Linked DNA regions of Homo sapiens: region 2 is linked to region 1. The links are chromatin loops, found by intact Hi-C in ENCODE. Cell type or tissue: dorsolateral prefrontal cortex. All regions are shown on one strand. Links, peaks and the distances in the headings refer to the core of each region. The heading gives the core; the rest is flanking DNA.

The links. Hi-C counts contacts between places; a loop is a spot of excess contacts. Peaks named below come from ENCODE experiments on the same cell type or tissue, not always from the same donor. Only the 100,000 strongest peaks of a DNase experiment are listed, where the experiment ranks them.
Region 2: it touches region 1 in a loop (2.4-fold over the local background); 3 of 110 quality-filtered maps call a loop at or near these places.

What each region holds. Positions count from the first base shown.
Region 1 is chr15:31,752,879-31,763,830 of GRCh38, forward strand. All of the region lies in intron 1 of OTUD7A (OTU deubiquitinase 7A), which reads right to left. Among named protein-coding and RNA genes, the nearest start is that of OTUD7A, 110 kb to the right of the region's middle. In dorsolateral prefrontal cortex, for the core only: no CTCF peak of the experiment used is centred there; a DNase peak (open chromatin) is centred at 5,463; H3K27ac peaks cover 3,255 bases.
Region 2 is chr15:31,838,718-31,849,669 of GRCh38, forward strand. The region is part of intron 1 of OTUD7A (OTU deubiquitinase 7A); the gene reads right to left. Among named protein-coding and RNA genes, the nearest start is that of OTUD7A, 26 kb to the right of the region's middle. In dorsolateral prefrontal cortex, for the core only: no CTCF peak of the experiment used is centred there; DNase peaks (open chromatin) are centred at 2,724 and 4,864; H3K4me3 peaks cover 855 bases; H3K27ac peaks cover 8,000 bases.

The DNA.
Region 1 (10,952 bases), core at 1,822-9,821:
TTCATGGAAAAGGGGGCCAGTTCAGCTTGCAACTGAAACAACTGCACAGATGGTGATTTCGTTTTAAGACCACCATCATCATATGCAGCAGAAGTGCTCAGAATATTAAAACGACTTGTAGTCAAGGGTCAATATTTAATAAAATGAATCATTTTTACTGTTTCATCAGGGACATTACTAAGGGAAATTAGCATTTACTTTTACATTGTGCAAAACAGTGAGGAATACAATGACTAATGGCGCAGTTTGATGCCACAAGCTTGATTCAAGCTAAGGTGCCAGCAGTTTTACCACCATTACTTCTTGTACCATGGCCCAAATGTTCACATAGTGAAAAAGGCAAATGACTTTTTTTTTTTAAGCAAACTCCCAAAAAAAGAAATCTCCAGATCCAGGCAGTGTCACTGAAGAATTCTACCAAATATTTATTTATATTTCCATAGGTTATTGGGAGACAGGTGGTGTTTGGTTACACGAGTAAGTTCCTTAGTGGTGACGTGTGAGATTTTGGTGCACCCATCACCCAGGCAGTATACACTGTACCCTATTTCTAGTCTTTTATCCTTCACCCCCTTCCCACTCTTTCCCCAAGTCCCCAAAGTCCACTGTGTCATTCTTATGCCTTTGCATCCTCATAGCTTAGCTCCCACTTATGCATGATAACATACAATGTTTGGTTGTCCATTCCTGAGTTACTTCACTTAGAATAATGGTCTCCAATCTCATCCAGGTTGCTGCAAATGCCATTAATTCATTCCTTTTTATGACTGAGTAGTATTCCATCATATATATATATATAACCTGTGAGATATATATATATATATTATATATATATATATATATTATATATATATATATATATCTCACAGTTTCTTTATCCATTCCTTGATTGATAGGCATTTGGATCAGTTCCACATTTTTGCAATTGAGAATTGTGCTGCTATAAACACACATGTGCAGTTATCTTTTTTTGTATAATGACTTTTCTCTGGGTAGATACCAAGCAGTGGGATTGCTGGATCAAGTGGTAGTTCTACTTTTAGTTCTTTAAGGAATCTCCACACTGTTTTCCATAGTGGTTGTATTAGTTTACATTCCCACCAGCAGTGTAGAAGTGTTCCCTGTTCACTGCATCCATGCCAACATCTACTATTTTTTGATTTTTTTGATTATGGCCATTCTTGCAGGAGTAAGGTGGTATTGCATTATGGTTTTGATTTGCATTTTTCTGCTCATTAGTGATGTTGAGCATTTTTTCATATGATTGTTGGCCATTTGTATATCTTCTTTTGAGAATTGTCTATACATGTCCTTAGCCTACTTTTTAATGGGATTTTTTTTTCTTGTTGATTTGAGTTCATTGTAGATTTTGGATATTAGTCCTTTGTCAGACATATAGATTGTGAAGATTTTCTCCCACTCTGTGGGTTGTCTGTTTACTCTGCTGGCTGTTCCTTTTGCCATGCAAAAGCTCTTTGGTTTAATTAAGTCCCAGCAATTTATCTTTGTTTTTATTGCATTTGCTTTTGGGCTCTTGGTCATGAAATCCTTGCCTAAGCCAAGGTCTAGAAGGGTTTTTCCAATGTTATCTTTTAGAATTTTTATAGTTTCATGTCTTAGATTTAAGTCTTTAATCCATCTTAAGTTGATTTTTGTATAAGGTGACAGACAAGAATCCATTTTCATTCTCCTACATGTGGCCAGCCAATTATCCCAGCACCATTGTTGAAAAGGGTGTACTTTCCCCACTTCGTTTTTGTTTGCTTTGTTGAAGATCAGTTGGCTGTAAGTATTTCGGTTTATTTCTGGGTTCTCTATTCTGTTCCATTGGTCTATGTGCCTGTTTTTATAACAGTACCATGCTGTTTTGGTGACTATGGGCTTATAGTATAGTTTGAATCATGTAATGTGATGCTTCCAGATTTGCACTTTTAATATTATTATGAAAATCATTTTGACATTGTGAACCTCCTGAAAGCTTCTCAGGGACCCCAGGGGTCCACAGACCACAGTTTGAGAACTGCTGGAGTAGGGGTATGAAGGAGGTTCTCCTGGAATAACTGGTTGGTCTCCTTATTAGTCTAGTTGGCTGGCACAGAAGGAAGACGAAGAGAGTGAGAGAGACAGAGAGAGAGAGAGAGATGGTGTGTGTGTGTGATTATGTGTGTGTTCCTCTGTGTTCGTGTGTGTGTGTGTGTGTGTGAAAGAGAGAAGAGAGATAATTCTATTTAAGGAGGAGAGAGATGAAGGGAAGGTGGGAAGAGGGGAAGTGAAGGTGGGAGAGAGAATAAGGGAAGATAGGAGAGAGGGAAGGAGGAGGAATGGAAGGAGGGGGAAAGTGAGGAAGTATTAATAATATGTGGCATACATGGTTTTTTAGCCTGATGGTGCCAGAAGCATTTGAAAACACAAGAGAACTTCTTCATATATCTGAGGGCGAGCTAGAATGCTACAGGGTGAGAACTCTCAATGGGGCCTTTCCTGTCCATTAGTATCAGATAGGAAGCATCATGTAAGGAAAACCTAAACTGTGCAGTCCTTAAACAAAAGTGCTAGTCTTTGGCTGGGCACGGCAGCTCACGCCTGTAATACCAGCACTTTGGGAGGCCGAGGTGGGTGGATCACGAGGTCAGGAGATCGAGACCATTCTGGCTAACACGGTGAAACCCCGTCTCTACTAAAAATACAAAAAAATTAGCCAGGCGTGCTGGCGGGCGCCTGTAGTCCCAGCTACTTGGGAGGCTGAGGCAGGAGAATGGTGTGAACCCAGGAGGTGGAGCTTGCAGTGAGCAGAGATTGCGCCACTGCACTTCAGCCTGGGAGACAGAGCGAGACTCTGTCTCAAAAAAAAAAAAAAGTACTGGTCTTCAACGTCAAAGAAATTTTCAAGTAAGAATGGTGTTTTCACTGAAATGCTTCTCAATCTACCTTCGAGCTTTGGCCTTGCCTGTTTGCTTGTTTTCCACCCAGTGGCGGCCTAGGTCTGTTAACAGACTGGCAGCCAGGCAGGCAGCAAGGCAAACAGGGGGTGTGCAGTGGCTGGTGTTGTCTACCTGGTGTCCGCTAGAAAGGGGTTATGGGCTTAAGCCTTCTGCAAAGGCGTATCATGAGTCACAGAGCAAGGGAGCAGAGCTGAGGACTCCAGCCTCACCTCCAGTGGGGACTCCGCTGAAGATGAGCCCAGCTGCTGCCCCTTGCCCAGTCTTGCCCCACTGGCCATGGAGTTAGCTGTGCCCAGTAACACTTCAGCGCCTGTGGACACCTGCTTTCAACTTCCACACCTCTGACTAAGGGCCTGTGGGTCCTCTGTTGCTTTTTCTTTCTAAACACAGAATAACTCTTTTACAGTGTATCTTTCTTTTTATTTTGTAGTTTGAGTTTTACATTATTACCATTCATCATTATTTTAACTTCTCTTTACTTATTAAATTGGAACAGGGATTTCTCCTGCAAACAATAATTGTGAGAATAATGTAGACATTAAAGAAAACCTTTTTGTTTCTCCTCTCAAGGTACTTTTCAGGGCCCTGGAAATGTCTATAAGACAGTCTTGCCACTGTGGTCCCAGAGAAGGCCATAAAGTCAGTGCTGACGCACAAAGTCACTGTCCTCGTGATGTAATCAACTATGGCCTCAATGCTCCATCCCCCAAAGCTAACATGGCCAGGGTGACAGAGACAGGGCTGCCCTCTCATCCATTCACTGGGTCCTTTCTGAGGACAGGAATGCATAAAAACCCAGTGTACCCAACACACACACACACACACACACACACACACACACACACACACACACACACACACACACTGCTTTTAGTAACTCTGAACCAGCTCAAGTTAAATAAGAATATGGGGATAGCCTATGCAAGATAAATAAATTAGATGAAATCAGCTTACAATTTACCATTATTTGGAATTTTGACAAAACTTCTGGCCTCACACCAGCTACTGCGGACCTAACAACTACTCAGCATCCCTCTTGCTTCTAAGGAACAGTACGCACAAGAAAGCAGTAAAGATTGTATACTGGGTATGTGGGGGCCACCGAAGTTGCTCCATGACATAGAAATGATGGCAGGAAACCATCCTCTTCCTCAAAGCAGGAGATCTCTCCTGTCTCCTCGGAGCCACTGGAATGCCACTGGACTGAGCAGGGTTAGATGGCACAGGCACACATCACATGGAGGCTCTTTAACCTCTGTCCCTGTCCAGATGAACCCAACTTCACTGTGCTGTCATATCCACTCCCATACCCCAGCTCCTGCTTTTCTCTAAGGCAGAGGCAGATCTCATTAATCCTGCACCTCCTGGTGCTGAATCTCCAGGGATCTTAAGTTGGAGCCCAGACAGCCAGGGATCTAATTCTAACCCCAAAGTTTGGGGAAGTTACTTCATCTCTTCTTTTATACAATGTGGATGGAAATGGCGCCTTCCTCATAGGGTTACTGCAGGGATGAAATGAAATAATATATATATTATATATATATATACGTTTATATATATAAAGGGTTCTTGGCACAGAGAAAGGACTTGCTAGAGGTTAGATCTCACTATACCACTCCTAGTACCACTGCTACTGCTACCACTTAAACACAATGGTCAAGAGGACAACTGCAATATTATTTCCAATAACCCCAGAAATACATAAATACATAAATCAATGTAACAAGGAGATTTGGGAGCCAGCCCCTGGACATTACCAGCCAGCCGCAACGTATTCCCATGTATTGTATTCCCATGAATTGTACCATGGGCAACCCTGGCCCTAAGGAGACAAAATCTCTCTTCCAAGACACAAACCCACAGTCACTAATGAAATGTCAATTACATTTCAAAGTGTAATTGTGGGTCACTTTCATCTGGACAAAGCAGTTTATATGGTAAATTAGAATTTGATAAGGAAGCCCTTTAAAATAATTCTATAGAATTCTTTGAGCATTGTCAGTGCCTTGAGTAAACAAATATTCCACAAAAATTAATAGGAGGATGTGAAGAGGCTTTCACAAATGAGGTTGACCCACTGATGATCGTTAGAACAGATGTGGCAAGATCTGTGTCACCCCAAAACAACGGCCAGATTCTCACTTGAACAAGCATAACAATATTCAATGCTAGGTAGTTTGACATATTTTAAGGGAACTCACAAAAATAAATGTCTTCGATTTTTATTTCATATGAATCCTAAAACGTAGGTTTTCATTTACTTTTAATGTTGACAAATTATCAAAATGGACTGAGGGACCTTAAAAGTCATGTAGTCAAAGTTCAAAAACTGCCTCAAGATAGCTACCTCCTCTTAAACACATATAAAACTGTAGAAATGGATAGTATCATTTAGATAAAGGGAAATACCAACATGTCTGTCACACACACACACACACAAAATCAAACACACAAACAAGCAAAACAGGAAACAATAGTGCCTTCCTGCTAAGCATGTGGTCATCGCCCTCTGGGCACACAGCCAAGAACGGCCCTGCTGTGTAAGTCAGGAGCTTCAGCTGGTCTCATTCTACTGAGTCTTTCTCCAATCTGGGCCTTTGACTCTAAAATTAGCAGGTACGATCACACAAACTCTGCAGAAACCTCCCTTCCCCGACGCTCTTCTAACTGCATTTTACAAGCATCCCACATCAGTGCCAGAACTGTATTCTCCTCTCTAGCTATGGGAATACTGCTCGAACCAGAGAGCAGACATGGTCATTTATAAAGACTATGACTTGCATTGGAACATCACAAAACTAATATGTTCTAAAAATATATAGCAATCAACAATTCACCCATAGTGGGGAGGATTATTTTGCTTCAGCTCAAGACTTTGCCAAGCTCCAGACCTGGAGCTAATGGCTTCTTTGACATCTCCAACTGGATGAAGCACAACTTCCTCAAACTCAACACGACTCCATCAGAAATCATCAAATCTCCACTCAACGCTGCACCCCACCCAGTATTTACCATACAAAAAAAACTGGGGAGCTTTTTTAATGTCCTGATTTAGCCTGGGCTTCAACCACAGTGATTTTGATGTAATTTTGATTTTGATGTCTGGGATGCTATCTAGGCATTGAAGTGTTTTTCTGACCTGCCCCCTCCAGGGTTTAGAATCACTGCTCTAGATATTTTAAATCCCTAATAATTTAATGGGTCTACACCTCCTCTCGTGGGTTGTCAATCTTAAAATGCTCTAAGATTGCTATAACCCTCCACCCAGGGACACTGCAGTCCATATCAATGTGCCATTGGGAGCTATGCAAGGCAGCAGCTCTGTATTTCCAGGCCTCGAGGTCTCCAGCACTCCACGCTCTCTTGTAGCAGCCATCAGCTCTGTCTCTGTATTAGAATCACTTGTGCATCTTTTAAAAGACACTAATGCTCAGAGATCCTGAACCAATGGGCTTGAATCCCACTGATAAATTTTTTAAAGGTCCCCAGGTGACCATAATATGTGGCCAGAGTCAATTACCACTTATTTGGCACCTACCCCAAAGAGAACTACTAATTTCTGCAAGGTATCCAATGGCCATGTGTGCATGAGTCTGCCCTTCTCAGGGCCTACATTCTGCTAATCCTGTCACTTCTCACACTTTCCTCCTTCTGAGTCCTGCTTCTTTAACTGCCTCACCTAATAGATCGTGGCTTACCACATTGGCATGCATTTTTGCCTTTTCGTTTTTGAGATGGAGTCTTGCTCTGTCACCCAGGATGGAGTGCAGTGGTGTGATCTCAGCTCACTGCCACCTCTGCCTCCCGGGTTCAAGCAATTCTCCTACCTCAGCCTCCCGAGTAGCTGGGATACAGGCGTGCACCACCATGCCTGGCTATCTTTTGTATAGTAGTGCAGGGTTTTGCCATGTTGGCCAGGCTGGTCTCAAACTCCTGACCTCAAGTGATCCTGCTGCCTCAGCCTCCCAAAGTGCTGGATTACAGGCATGAGCCACCACACCCGGCCAGAGTCATGCTTTTACACATAATATTCATGCTTTGTCCATGCTTCCCTCTACTCTGCATCACTTACTCTGGACTTGTACCAAACCTGAACATCACTGGAAAAAAATCTTAGAACTCTGATGACTAGGCTGTCTTCAAATTTATATCATATAGGCACTGAAAACTGCTAAATTGTTTTATTTTCATGGAAATTTCACTTTGTTATTCCCCAAGATGACAATTTCATACTTTTCTGTTTTTCTCAAATTTCCAACAAACTCTTTCCCTTCAGTCTCCCTTATAACTTTGCTACCTACTCCACACAGTGGTCTAATGGAGAACTCTTGATCTTCCCTATCATTATTCTTCAGCTTCTGTACCCTCATCCTTCATCCTTCTCTCACCTTACCTCCCTTTGGATGCTACCCTCCTCACCTGCTAAAAGTTACTAAGGGACATCATCCTTCCAATTAGCCCTGATTTCCACTGTTTCATCACTTCCTTCTTCTCTATATGAGATGTTTTTAAGTTGCTCATCTTAAAAATCAACTTCATATCTCCCTCCAGCTACCAATCCTTTTTATGCTGTCCTTTATAGCAACAATCTTTGAAGATTTATCTATACTCTCTGTCACCAAATGCTCACTTCTTCTCCCTTCATTTTATAAAGATACTTTCACTGGAATTAGAATTTTAGTTTTGCAGGGTTTTGTATTGAACACATTGAAGTTATCTTCCGTTGTCTTCCAGTTCCCAGTGTTGCTGTTAAAAGATATCCCATATTCATGGGCCAGAAAATGCAATGTTGCTAAGATGGCAATACTCCTTAGATTAATGTACAGATTCAACCCAATCCCTTTCAAAATTCCAGCTGGCTTTTTTTTCAGAAATTGACAAGCTGACCCTAAAATTCATATGGAAATTCAAGGGATTGAGAATAGCCAGGATAATCTCGAAAAACAAAGGAGGACTCACATTTTCTGACTTTAAAATTTATGATAAATCCACAATAATTAAGATAGTATGGTATTGGCATAAACCCTTGCATTTATGTCTGGTTGATTCTTTACAAGAGCAGCAAGATAATTTTGTGGGGAAAGAACAGGTTTTTTTGGGTTTTTTTGTTTTTTTGTTTTTTTAACAAATAATGGTCGGGCAACTTAGTATCCACAAGTGAATGAATAAAGTTCTATCCTTACTTCACACTGTACACAAAAATTAAGACAAGATTGATCATGAGCCTCCTAAACCTAAGAGACAATAGCATAACAACACTTAGAAGAAAACATAGCAGTAAATCTTTGTAATCTTGAGTTAGGCAATAATTTTGTAGGTACAATAACAAAAGTACAATCAACAAAAGAACAGATAAATTGAACTTCATCAAAATTACAAATATTTATAGTTTTTTCTCAAAGAACACTATCAAGAATATGGAAAGGCAACCTACAGAATGGGAGAAAATATTTGCACAATGTACATCTGATAAGGGACTTGTATACAGGATATATACAACTCAATAATAAAAACACAAATAACCAATAAAAATGGACAAAGGATTTGAATAGATATTTCTCAAAAGAATACATAAAACCAGTCAATAATCACATGAAAAGATACTCAACATCACTAGTCATTAAGGAAAAGCAAATCAAAATCACAACGAAATATAACTTCACACCCACTAGGATGGGTATAATAAGAAAGACAAACAATAATAAGTGTTGACAAAGATGTGGAGAAACTGGAAATCTTATACTCTGCTGGTAGGAACATAAAATGATACAGCTACTTCAAAAAATAGTTCAGCAGTTACTCAAAAGTTAAGCATAGAATTCCCATATGACCCAGACATTCTACTCCTAGGTATATACCAAAGAGAAATGAAAACATATCTGTATATGAATTGTCATAACAGCATTACTCATATTAGCCAAAAGTAGAAAAACCCAAATATCCATCAACTGATTAACAGATACATGCAATGTGATATATCCATACAATTGAATATCAATCAGCAATGAAAAGGAAGGAAGTACTGGTACTTACTACAACATGGATGAACCTTGAAAACATTAAGTGAAAGAAGCCAAACACCAAAGATAATATATTATATGATGCCATTTGTATAAAATGCCCTGATAAATCTGTAAAGACAGAAGATAGATTAATGGTTGCCTACAGAGGGGGGCATGTGTGTAAGTCACTGGTAATGGGTAAGAATTTCTTTTTGGGGTAATGAAGTGTTCCAAAATTAAATTGTGCGAATAGTTTCATATATCTGTGAATATACTAAAAATCAATAAACTGTACTTTTAGTGGGTGAATTATGGTATGTGAATTATATCTCAACCAAATTGGTTTTTCAAAACTAACAGTAAAATCAATGATGTGGTAGCAATTCTGCAGTGGCAGGAGTGGTGGCCACAGCTTCCAGGCATGTTCCTAAAACTCTGAGGGAGGGGAATTCTCCTCTCTGCCCACAGGAGCTGTGGTCTCAAGGGCTTGGAGCAAATCCTCATTGCTTTTTTTCTCTGTCCTCCCACCATTTAACCTCCACACAGATAAAGTCATAAAGTACAAGACAAAGCAGGGACACTAAAGCCCTGGCTATCTGATCAAAGGACACTGAAAGGAGCATAAAGAACCAGAAAGACTGTGAAGAGGAGGAGCTCAAGAAAGTAACCCTGTAAAGGGAGGTGTGATCTTCTGGCTCACCTCTGAGCTGTGCATGCACGAATCTAACCCTAAACAGTACACCAAAGGCTTTGATTATAGAACTATAGGACTAGCTATCATCCAGGTCCCAGGCTTGCCACTGAGTGGTGCGTAAGCTATAGAAGGATCCAAATAGCATAGCGAAAGCTCTGAAAACAGACTCAACTTTGGAACCACATCCCTGAAAGGGTCAGAACTTGAAGCCTGAACCTAGCTATGTAGATTGCCTGATAAAACAAACAAAATCAATATTCTCCTTATGATAAGACATAGAGTCTGATAACGTAATATTCCAAATGTCCAGGATTCAATCCAAATTACTTGGTACACAAATGACCAGGAAAATCTTTACTACAAGAAAAGAGAAAAACAACATATGCTACTCCGAGACGACAAAAATATTGGCAAAAGCAGACAAAAGCAGCTATAATAACCATGCTCCAAGACGTAAGAATAAACAAATGTAAAGACAGAAGTCAGCCAGGTGCGGTGGCTCACGCCTGTAATCCCAACACTTTGTGAGGCTGAGGCAGGCGGATCACCTGAGGTCAGGAGTTCAAGACCAGGTTGGCCAACATGGTGAAACCCCATCTCTACTAAAAGTACAAGAATCAACTGGGCCTGGTAGCATGTACCTATAATCCCAGCTACTGGGGAGGCTGAGGCAGGAGAATCACTTGAACCCAGGAGATGGAGGTTTCAGTGAGCAGAGATCGTGCCACTGCACTCCAGCCTGGGCAACAGAGCGAGACTCCATCTCAACAACAACAACAACAACAACAACAACAAAAGACAGAAGTCTCAGTAAAGAAAAAAGATATAAAGAAGAATCAAGTGGAAATTTTAGAGATGAAAAATACAATAGCTGACATGTAAAAAATGTTCTTTAGATGGGTTAAATGGCAGAATGGAGATAGCAGAGGAAAGTCACTGGACTTGAAGAGAAATCAATAGAAATTATCTAATTGGAACATCGGAGAGAAAAAAATGAAAAAAATTAAGAGACTCAGGAAACTGAGGGAAAGAATTCAAAAGGTTGAACATTTGTGTCACCAAAGTCCCAAGAAAGGAGTAAGAGTCTGGTGTGGAAAAGAAAATTTGACAAACGGTGGCTGAAATCTTCCCAAATTTAGTGAAAGACAAATTTATAGATTTAAGACACTCAGGGAACCCCAAGCAAAAGAAAATAAAAGAAATCCAGGCCCAGACAAATCATAATCATGTGGCTGAAAAACCAAAGACAAGATTTTTGACAAAAAGCCTGAATACAGCAAGGAAAAATCACCGCATTATAAATAGGAGAACAAC
Region 2 (10,952 bases), core at 1,566-9,565, 86 kb after region 1:
GGGACCCCCATTACTCCTAAGTGATCTTGAGGGGCCCCCACTACTCCTGATTTTGAGGGCCCCCTACTACTAACTCATTTTGAAGGCCCCCTACTAGTCCTAACTCATTTTGAGGGTCCTCCACTACTCCTAACTGATCTTGAACCCCACCTCCTTTATAATCCACTCAACAGTCAGAGAGACCTTTGCCAAATGCATGTTGGGTCATGACTGAGCCCTTTTCCTTTGAGATCCACAAATACCATAACAGATCCGATGGACTGGAGGACCCAGACAGATAGCTGGGTTGGGGTGGGGAGTTCATGACACTGGTGTGCTGCTCTCCCAGCCCCTGCTCCATGGCACTCCATAGGGACAGCTGGTGGGAGAACCAGCAGAGTGGCTGGCCAGGTGAGCCCTGGCCTCAGGGCCAGGTTCCTCTGGCTTGGAGCACCGTTCGAAACACCATGCTGGGGAAAGGGGCACCCTCGTCCTGGCCAGCAGTGGCCCCAGGCTCCAGCAACTGGATTGCTTCCCACAGTGGGCAGGCGCTGGCCTCAATACTGGATGTCACCACTATTCAGTGACAAAGCCACAAGGCAGTGACTACTTTGGGGAACAGGACACATGCTCACATTCCCATTTCTTCTTCTGTTTGCTCGTCAGCAGGATGGTATCCATGGGGCCAGGTAAGCACCTTGAGGGCCCTTGGACCAAATAAAAGAGTGGACTGGCTGTGACCAACAGGATGAGGGCTCACAACAATCTTATTTTAAACTCTAAAGGAAATGTAACCTAATTTGAGGTGGTAAAACAGTAGAGCCAGGCATATCCTGCCAAAGACACACCCCTTGCTGCAGCCTGTCCTGGCATCCACTCAGCACCTGCACAGAAGCACGTGTGAGAGCCCTGCTCTCCTCTTCTATAAACTTCTATGGCTCCATATTCCAGGGACATCCCGGCTCCATTGAACCAAAAAGTGGGTTGAGAAACTAACTTGTGTGTGTGAGGGGATTCAGACAAGCTCTAAGAAGGGTGTCACTGCACCATGGTCAGGTATAAATAAGGGCATCGGTCACCATGTGCAAAGCCTCTTGGGACTAAGTTGGGATATAAACTCTTATATCAAGGCTGGGATTCTTAAAACAACATTAAACATCTTGTAATAACTTCCCTGGGAGATACTGTGGGCACTCACTTAATAGATACAAAATATAAATGATATTTTGGAAGTTGTATTATTTACTTTAAAAAAACTTTTTTTTGTTTATGTTATTTTGTCTTGCTAGCTCTTTAACTTGACCAGACTCTAACTACACAAAATAAAATCTCTTTTTAAAATAAAAATGACCTACAATGACTAGCAATCCCCATTAAAATTTCAAGACACAGGCAGCAGTTTCTGAAATAATTGTATAGACTATTATAAAATTGAAGCTTAGGCCAGGCATGGTGGCTCACACCTGTAATCTCAGCACCTTGGGAGGCCAAGGTGAGTGGATCACCTGAGGTCAGGAGTTCAAGACCAGCCTGGGCAACATGGTGAAACCCCATCTGTACTAAAAATACAAATAAATAAATAAATAAATAAATTAGCTGGGTATGGTGGCGCACGCCTGTAATCTCAGCTACTCAGGAGGCTGAGGCACGAGAATCATTTGAACCCGGGAGGTGGAGGTTGCACTGAGCTGAGATCGCACCACTGCACTCCAGCCTGGGCAATACAGCAAGACTTCGTCTCAAAAATTAAAAAATAAAAATAAAAATAAAAAATAAAATTGAAGCTTAAAGCTCACTCTCTAAATGATAGTAGTCTATTCTATTAGAATGATGAAAGGTAACATTACACTCTAGAGGTTATCAAGCGTCCTTTAATGTTACATATAGCATGAAGTTAACTGGACTGTTTTTCGGTCTTTTTTTCCCCCTTTAATAGACACTGGTAGTGGTGGAAAACATGCTTTTAAGGTAAATGCTCAGGTTTCAGAAAATACCACACAAGAACAGGAAATATTAAAATGGACAATAATGCCCAAATATTTCTCTTGAGGATTTAGATTTCACATTACTCAATCTAGTACATCCCATTACGAGAGTTTCCTAAAATAACTTTATAGAATTTGCTATCTACCACGGAAAAGGAATAGAATCTACTATCTATCACTATCCATCTACTACTGAGGATACAATCTACTATGTGCCATGGCAAAGGAATACCCAAAGTCACAGGCTTGTCACAGTACCACGCTGGGAGGGCTTCTGACAGACCACAACACCCTGCTGCTGAGGAATGCCGTCACCTGTGCAATGTGGAGAACAGAAAGTTGAACCTCTGCCAAGCAACAGAAGAGCCTGTGGTCTAGGTGGACCTATTAATCATCACTATAAAATAAAGCACCACCTCCAATACATCTGCTTGGTACACAGAGGTGGGGGCTGTGGTGTGGCAGAATTGCCTGGGGTGTGTGGTCAGAAGACTCAGGCTAAGCTCCAGCCCCTTTTTCTTCGTCACAGAGTCCCTTGGCAAGGCACTCAACTTGGACTTCAACCCAGGACCAGAAGATACTGTTGGCCTCAGAGAGAGTGAGAGGTGATTCTGACAGAAGACAGAGCCTGGGTCAAACCATGAACTGCCTCGGAAATGAGGCTGCTGAATGGTGGATGTCCTCAGCGTCCAAGGCACGCTCTGAAACACAGCCCTGACGATGCAGGACACAAGGAAGCCTCGAGGACACATGCAACAAGTGGTCAGTGACAATGTGGTGGCTCTACGCTGCCTCTGCCCCTCTACATAGTCACTTCCCTTACTACCCACCGAGTCAGTGTATCAGGGACAGCATGTGCTCCGCTGGTGGATGACACTGGCTGAGCATAGCAAGAAAAAGTTAATGGAGTTGCACGAACAAACACTGAACTAAAACGTCTTCATTTAAATACAGAATCTGCCTCTGTCAAGACCAGTACTCCTCTCTCAGATTTCTAAGAGTAACTGCTTACTAAAATGCCACTGTATTCCTGCTTGACCCAAAATTAATCCAAAATATACTCCAGGGCAATCAGAAAACTTCATGTACTCTACCTGGAAACCTTATTCTAGCTTCTACCTGCTGGAAAGAGTATTTTTGGAGAGATGGAATATGTCCTATGCTGAAGACCTGCATACCTGCCACCCAGCAATTCCACTCCTAGGTCCACCCAACAGAAATGCATCCAGATGTTTGGCAGAATATGCTTTAGAATGTCTCTCTTCCCATCTCCACCCATGCTCTAGAATGTCCAAAGCCATACTGTTCATAATAGCCCAAACTGGCGACCACCTGCATGCCCATCAACAGTGAATGCTGTATATTTGCACTGCACTGAGAATTAATGAGCTACAACTACACACAAGGCCCTGTATGAATCTCACACACATAATATTGAGTGAAAGGAGCAAAATGGAAAACATGCATCCTGCATGGTCCCACATACATAAAGCACAAAACAGGCAAATCTATGGTGTTAGAAGTGAGAGCAGTGGTGACCCCAGGGGGGTATGAGGGGCTCCTGCAGTGTGGGTGTGTTCTGTGTCCTGATCTAGGTGTGGATTATGAGGTGTGCTCAGTTACTTGGCTGCATTTATTAAGCTGCAAACTTCTGACGTGGCCTTTGTGCATGAGATTCTACTGCCATAAAAAGTGGTGCAGCCAAGGACTAAGGGAAAGAGAGGCTAGCAAGAGGGAGTGCCTCTCATGCCCTGCTCCCAGAACTTGTTTTTTCCCACCAGTTAAGCCAGCAAGAGATCAGATTTTCACAGCCGGAAGTGAAGCTGAATCCCTCTGATGGCTGGTTTCAATGGAGACTGTACTATCTACTCCAGGGAATGGGGGCTGGTGGGGGACAGAGAGGACACTGCACAGGCCAGTAATTAAGGTATGCTATTTAACAATATCACAAACGCACTCTGAATTCTGACAAGATTCGTGACTCTCCAAATTTACTGTGACTCACCTGTGATCTCCTCAAAACTGTGACAAAACCCTGACCTACTTAGGGCTGGGAAAGTGCCTGTAAATCACATCGCTGCCTCCCTATTTAAAGCATGTCTCTCATGACTTAAGCCATAGTAGAACAGAAGAAAATCCCAAATCCACTGTTGGGCCCAGAATTCCAAAAGATGGGCTTATATTTGCTACCTGCTCCAAAAACCCCAAATGCCAGTGTGACATGCATCCTAATTAATGCTCTCGGTTCCAGGAAGCCAAGGGCTGAGGGAATGGACGAGAAACTGCTGTGCACAAGCCTCCTAGAAGCACTGCTCCCTTCCTGCACACATCCAGGCTCACACCACTGCTATGCAGACCCTAGTCCCCATCCCACAATAGAAATGAGAAGGAGGACAGCCAGGCCTGGCTGCCCTTGTGCTCTGTCCTCACAGCATATGTGAGGAGTCGGGAAGTCTATCCCACTGGATTGCTTTCCTGAGGTCCAAGGGGCAAAATTCCCTAGGAAGGTGGCCTGGACGCTGGGAACAGTTACCTCCCCAACTTCTGGGGGAATTTCTCTTAGAAGGTTTAGTCTTCCCAGTGACAAGACATTTTTTTTTTCTGATCATAGCATTATAACTCAAGACAATTTTTAAAATATTTTTTCTCCAAAAAAAAAAAAAAAAAACCCCAACCATTAAGCCTTAACACAGTCAGTCTTCTTGAAAACATGTTCTGGCAGTGATCCTTATTTCTTTTGACAGTGATTTTTCCACACCTATGCTACTTTTCCAGCTCTTCCTTTAAAAATGTATCATTTTGAAATGACAATCTGTACAATTTCCATTTAACACAATTACAGCAGCCTTCTAGGCCCTGGCACAGAAGCAAGGCAATGTCCACAGCTTCTGCAAACATCTGTAACAACATCACAGATGAGCCCTTGCTTGGCAGAACCCCTGCTGAGCTGGGTGACAATAAACAAACCCTGGCTGTGTCACAGTCATTGTTTTTGGTCTGTTTTGTTTTTTGTTTCATTTTTTCTGCTACGCCTAACTCAAACTTAACAGGTTAAGGACTAGCAGGGCCACCTGCATCACATAATGATATGATGTCCAGGAGCATATGTCTGTTCCCTGTGGGCAGGTTCCAAGCCCTGCACCAAAGCACTCTTTGATGGTCCCCGATACACTGGAGTCATGTTTACTCCCTGCTAAACCACACGGTTTACATTGTGAGGTTCACAGTTTACACGGTTCGCACTGTGAGGACCACCCAGCCAGGCAGGAGGGCCATGACCTCAGGGGAGCAGGGCCACACCTTCAAGTTTTCCAATCAATCAGACCTCATTAATTCTCTCTGCAAAGCCCATCCAAAGTTCTAAGGACATACTCACTTCGACGGAATATTTGAAAATCAGGGGGAAAGAGTGAACTTTAATCATCTTATCATTTAAAGACACTTTCCACCTTTTCTCTGTGCCTTTTGACCTCTAGCATCCCAGGCACCCACACTGACACAGTACAGGATATGACAGAAAAGAGAATCAAGAATCGCACACTGCGCTGGGTGCGGTGGCTCATGCCTGTAATCCCAGCTCTTTGGGAGGCTGAGGCAGGTGGATCATGAGGTCAGGGGTTCGAGACCAGCCTGACCAGCATAGTGAAACCCCGTCTCTACTAAAAATACAAAAATTAGCCAGGCGCACGCCTGTAATCCCAGCTACTCAGGAGGCTGAGGCAGGAGAATCACTTGAACCCAGGAGGCGGAGGTTGCAGTAAGCCGAGATTGCACCACTGCACTCCAGCCTGGGTGACAGAGTGAGACTCCGTCTCATAAAATAAAATAAAATAAGAATCACACACTGGTTCCATGAGACCCCTTCCTGATGACACTGGAGATGCCTTCTTGTCCTTGGCCTCCTAACAGCCTGCTGTGAAGATACCTGCCTGTGTCTCCTGGTTCCTCATATACAACTCCCAGAACTCCTGATTCCATAGCCAGTAACGTGTCCCTCAAAAGGTGGAGGTTCCTCTACACAGTTCACCTTACTAAGCAGAAAACATCAATTACAAAAGCAAAACCAACACTCCCAACCTTCCGTAAAGGAAAAGACCTGATGCCACATAGGTAGATGGGTCCCACAGGAGGCCACGAGAGGCAATGCCCTGCCAGGAACAGTGCAAATCCTTTCTTCCTGTCACTCAGGGCCCTGCTTACTGCCTCGGGGACCATTCCCAGGACTTGGTGTCCCCATCTGTGAGCTGGAGACATGGCTACCACTGGCAGAGCTCCCATAAGAATTCATGTGGGATACAAGGAAGACCCTGCTACCCCCAGCAAACAGAGAGCCTCCTGTATGAGCTCTTCTCTCCTTCACAGTCGATAGGAGGCACCCTCCATGGTGGGCTCCTGAGAGAGCCCCGAAATAGGCTGCCTTCTTGCCATTCAAACCCCTTCTGGTTCCCATGTTACAGCTGGTTTAAAATAATAATTAAAAAGCAGGATTCTTCAGCATGCCAGCCATCCCTCCTCCCCAGGCACTGGGCATCCTCTCACCTGCGCTAGGCGACATAAACCTGTTTCCCTCATGGCTCTGAACACACCTTGTTCCATGTCCTGTACCTCTCCATCTCAAGGGGAGGAGAATTGAAAAGGCTGCGGAGCCACACTCAGTGCAGATTCTGGCCCCTACTTCTGTCCTGATTCTGCCCCAGGTTTCAAGTAGGTAGGGTGCACACTCGTGCACATCAGAAACCACGCGGGTAAGCCACAGGAGTAGCCAATATTTACATGCACCCACCATCTCTCTCGTCCTCTGTGAAGCTGGCCTCACGCCGGCTCCAACCACACGATGCACCCAGGGCCACAGAGGATCCGGCTCTGGGCAGGGGAATCATGCTCAGCACTTGGCCATGTTTTACAGATCCCCAGCCCCCAACCAGCATGTTGAGGCCCCCTCAGGAAGGGCTGGCCTGGGGACTCTGCGACCTCCCACTGCTCTTCATACTAGGCCCCTCCTAGCACCTCTGCAATGCCATCTTCCACCCTGTACCCTCTACCCACTCTGGCAGACGTGCCAGGACCCAGTGGTATTCTAACCTGGCCTAAGCACTTGCCAGGGAGGGCCTGAGTGAGCATGGAGCACAAAGCGCTTGGAGTGCAACCACAGACAATCCACAGACCCGTTGGGGGTTGGTGGCTCCCCCATGCAGGAGGAGGTCTGGGGACTCTACGGGACACCATGCACAAGAGAGCCCACAGGCCTGGGGTCTGATAAGGAGGATCTCTCAGGATGGCGGCCCCACAGTGTGGGATGCCAGGGACTCAGCTGTTCCAGGGGCTGCCTCCACCTGCTCCTCCCCTGCCCTTGGCTGGCTCTGCCCCTCTGCTGGACAGGCTCTCGGGCTTCAAGCCCCTGCAACTCCACAGCCCTGCTCTGCTCACCTTTGTCCTTCAGACTCTCTCTACCTCCTGTCTTCTGGGACTCTGCTCTTATTTCCAGTTGTCTGATTTCTTCCATATTTCCCAATTCAGATCCCCAAGGAATCCCACTTTCAGATATGATCAACATGACTCTTTCCTGAGCGCTTTCCACCAGATGGGTAAGTTGGCCCACTGGCCAGTCTAGAGCCTGTGGCCCAAACTGTCTTTTTCTTTTTTGGGTAGAGGTTTGTGGAGGAAGGGTATGGGATTACATATAAACTCTTTGGGTATGTTGCCAAGGACTAAGTTAAGAAAGCTGGAAGGAGCACATATTGCAGATATCAGAGTAAAATTGTGAAGGGAGCCCACTGAGAACCCTAAAGAACAGGAAAAAGGGGAGAACTCTGACAATGGAATAAGAACGGGCAGGAACTGGTATGGCTCACTCGTCTCCAATGACCTGCCAGGCTGCACTGGCAAGATTCATCTACTCAACCTGGAGCACCTCCGCAGCAAAGCCATGGTGCCCAGCCCCCGGTGAGCCCCCATCAATATCCAGTTCAACAACCACCGCACATTCAACACAGTGTCACATGGCCACTGAAACCTCGGTTTAAGAAGAATATTTATAACACGGAAAAGGCTCAAGAAATGATGTCCGTGACAAGAAAAACCAAACCAGATAAAACATTTTTTAGCATATATGATTATTTACTTTTTTCGCATATATGATTATTTATGTCTTCTCCAACGAGTAGGTATTTTTCTAAAGAGTACTTGCTACTTTCACGAGTTTAGACAAAAAGTCTGTTGAAAGAATAAGCAGATGACACAATGCCAAGGGCAGCAAGATTTAGGATAGACTAAATTTAGAGATAGAGACAATGAAAAGCCAAGGGTCGCCTTGTTGTTCCCTGCTAGGCAGGGCAGGGAAGGACAGTCCTCCTCCTCTCCCAGGCTATGCCAAGAGGGCAGGGCACCCCGCAGGCCTGCCGTAGCCTGGGCATCCTTGTGAGTGAATGGGCCTGCAAGGGGCTAGCACAGTATGTCAGGGCACACAGAGGGCGTGATGGGGCTGCAGTGGACCCTTTCCATAAATATGTGTCCCAGGTGTAAATACAGTTCATACATGCTGCATGCTTCTGAAACAATTCCACCCATTCCCAACATGCAGGAGGGCAGTGCCTAGAGCCAGGCCACTGTGCACACATGCCTGATACTGAGTTGGTTGTGAGTACATGATAGAAATGAAAAAAGGGTGTGATCATGGTCAAAGAGCAAGACAGCCGCTCTCCTCCACTAAGGACTAGTGATGTTCCTTCTCGTTCCTTTACTACGAGAAGGAGGCTATTTGTAAAGGTCCCAGGTCACAGTGACTTGGTAATACATACTTTACTCCAGGGAAGCAGTAAAATGGCCTCTGACTCCCACATCTACTGGGGTTGGTTACTGCAGGGCTCTGTGGGGGCACTGAAGGCATAAGGGTTTGCAACACAGGGAAGACCTTGCTTTGGAGATCTGAAGAGCTCTGATAATGTCGTGACCATGAAAATCACTATTACCATGGATAAGATTCACAAAGCCATGCGGACCTGTGTCTTAGTCCATTCACGCACTGGTATAAAGAAATACCTGAGACTGGGTAACTTATGAAGAAAAGAGGTTTAATTGACTCACAGTTCCACAGGCTTAACAGGAAGCATGGCTGAGAGGACTCAGGAAACTTACAATCATGCTGAAAGACCAAGGATAAGCAAGCGCGTCTTACCACATTGGAGCAGGAGAGAAAGCAAAGGGGGAAGGAAGTGCCACACATTTTTAAATGATCAGATCTCGTGAGAACCCACTCACTATCATGAGAACAGCAAGAGGGAAGTCTACCCCCATGATCCAGTCACCTCCCAGCAGCCCACACCTTCAACATGTGCAGATTACAGTTCCCACATGAGATTGGGGAGGGGACACAGAGCTAGATCATATCAACCTGCAACTTGCCCTTCAGGAGTGAGGTCCCTAACTGCAGAGTCCCTCGAAGAACACACATTCAGTGAGGCAGGCTCATGGCTTACAGGAGCGGCCTCACTGCCTGCAGGTGCTGAGCAAGGAAAGGCAGGGAAAGGCTTTGGGAAGGGAAACCAAAGGTGTCACACGAGAGGCAGGGGCTAGGGTCTTGAAGAGAAGGCCCTGCTGGGCACGCAGGGAGGGGCAATAGCAAAAACAGGGGTAAGGCAGCCATGACTGCTGTGGGATTGAGATGAGGGGGACGTGCAGACCAGTCTGCCTGGGGAAGCATCAAACCCTGAACTTTAAGTAATGGTTCCCCAGTTGTAGGTAATACTCTAAAAAACTGTGCTTTTTATTTTTAAAAAAAAACAGTTTTCTCTCACTGAGCTTGCAGAATTTAAGAAATTTCAGTCAGAAGTCCACAAATAGGCTCCAGAACATCCCAGCCATCAACCTCTAAGCTGCCTCTCTCCTTTCTTTGCCCTCCGGCCTTCCCAAAGCCTTTCCCTGCCTTCCCCTGGTCTGACTCAGCAGTCATCTCTTGAGATCATGTGCTCTTCCATATCCAATGCTTTGTATTTTTTAATCTCGTTGATAGCAAACAAATAGAGTTCTGAAAAATATGGTATGCTCAGTTGTGAAAGGCTGGTGAGTTCTTTGCCTCTGCCCAGCTGAGAGTTCCTGGAGGGGCCCACATTGCTCCAACAGTAGCTCAGCACTCAAAGTCAGAGAGCATGCACTGGGCACTCTCAGGCCTTGGCATACAAATGCACCAGTTGCTGCCCTGTCCTTTTATGGATCCACATCCCAAGCTATTTCCAACTTCAGAGTTAGAAACAGGCCTGCAGTTGCTTGTCTGTAAGGATTTTATTTCTCCTTCACTTATGAAGCTTAGTTTGGCTGGATATGAAATTCTGGGTTGAAATTAAGAATGCTGAATATTGGCCCCCACTCTCTTCTGGCTTGTAGAGCTTCTGCTGAGAGATCCACTGTTAGTCTGATGGGCTTCCCTTTGTGGGTAACCCGACCTTTCTCTCTGGCTGCTACCTGACTTTGAACTACACTACAAGGCTACGGTAACCAAAACAGCATGGTACTGGTACCAAAACAGAGATATAGACCAATGGAACAGAACAGAGCCCTCAGAAATAATACCACACATCTACAACCATCTGATCTTTGACAAACCTGACAAAAACAAGAAATAGGGAAAGGATTCTCTATTTAATAAATGGTGCTGGGAAAACTGGCTAGCCATATGTAGAAAGCTGAAACTGGATACCTTCCTTACACCTTGTACAATAATTAATTCAAGATGGATTAAAGACTTAAATGTTAGACCTAAAACCATAAATACCCTAGAAGAAAACCTAGGCAATACCATTCAGGACATAGGCATGGGCAAGGACTTCATGACTAAAACACCAAAAGCAACGGCAACAAAAGCCAAAATAGACAAATGGGGTCTAATTAAACTAATGAGCTTCAGCACAGCAGAAGAAACTACCATCAGAGTGAACAGGCAACCTACAGAGTGGAAGAAAATTTTTGCAATCTACCCATCTGATAAAAGGCTAA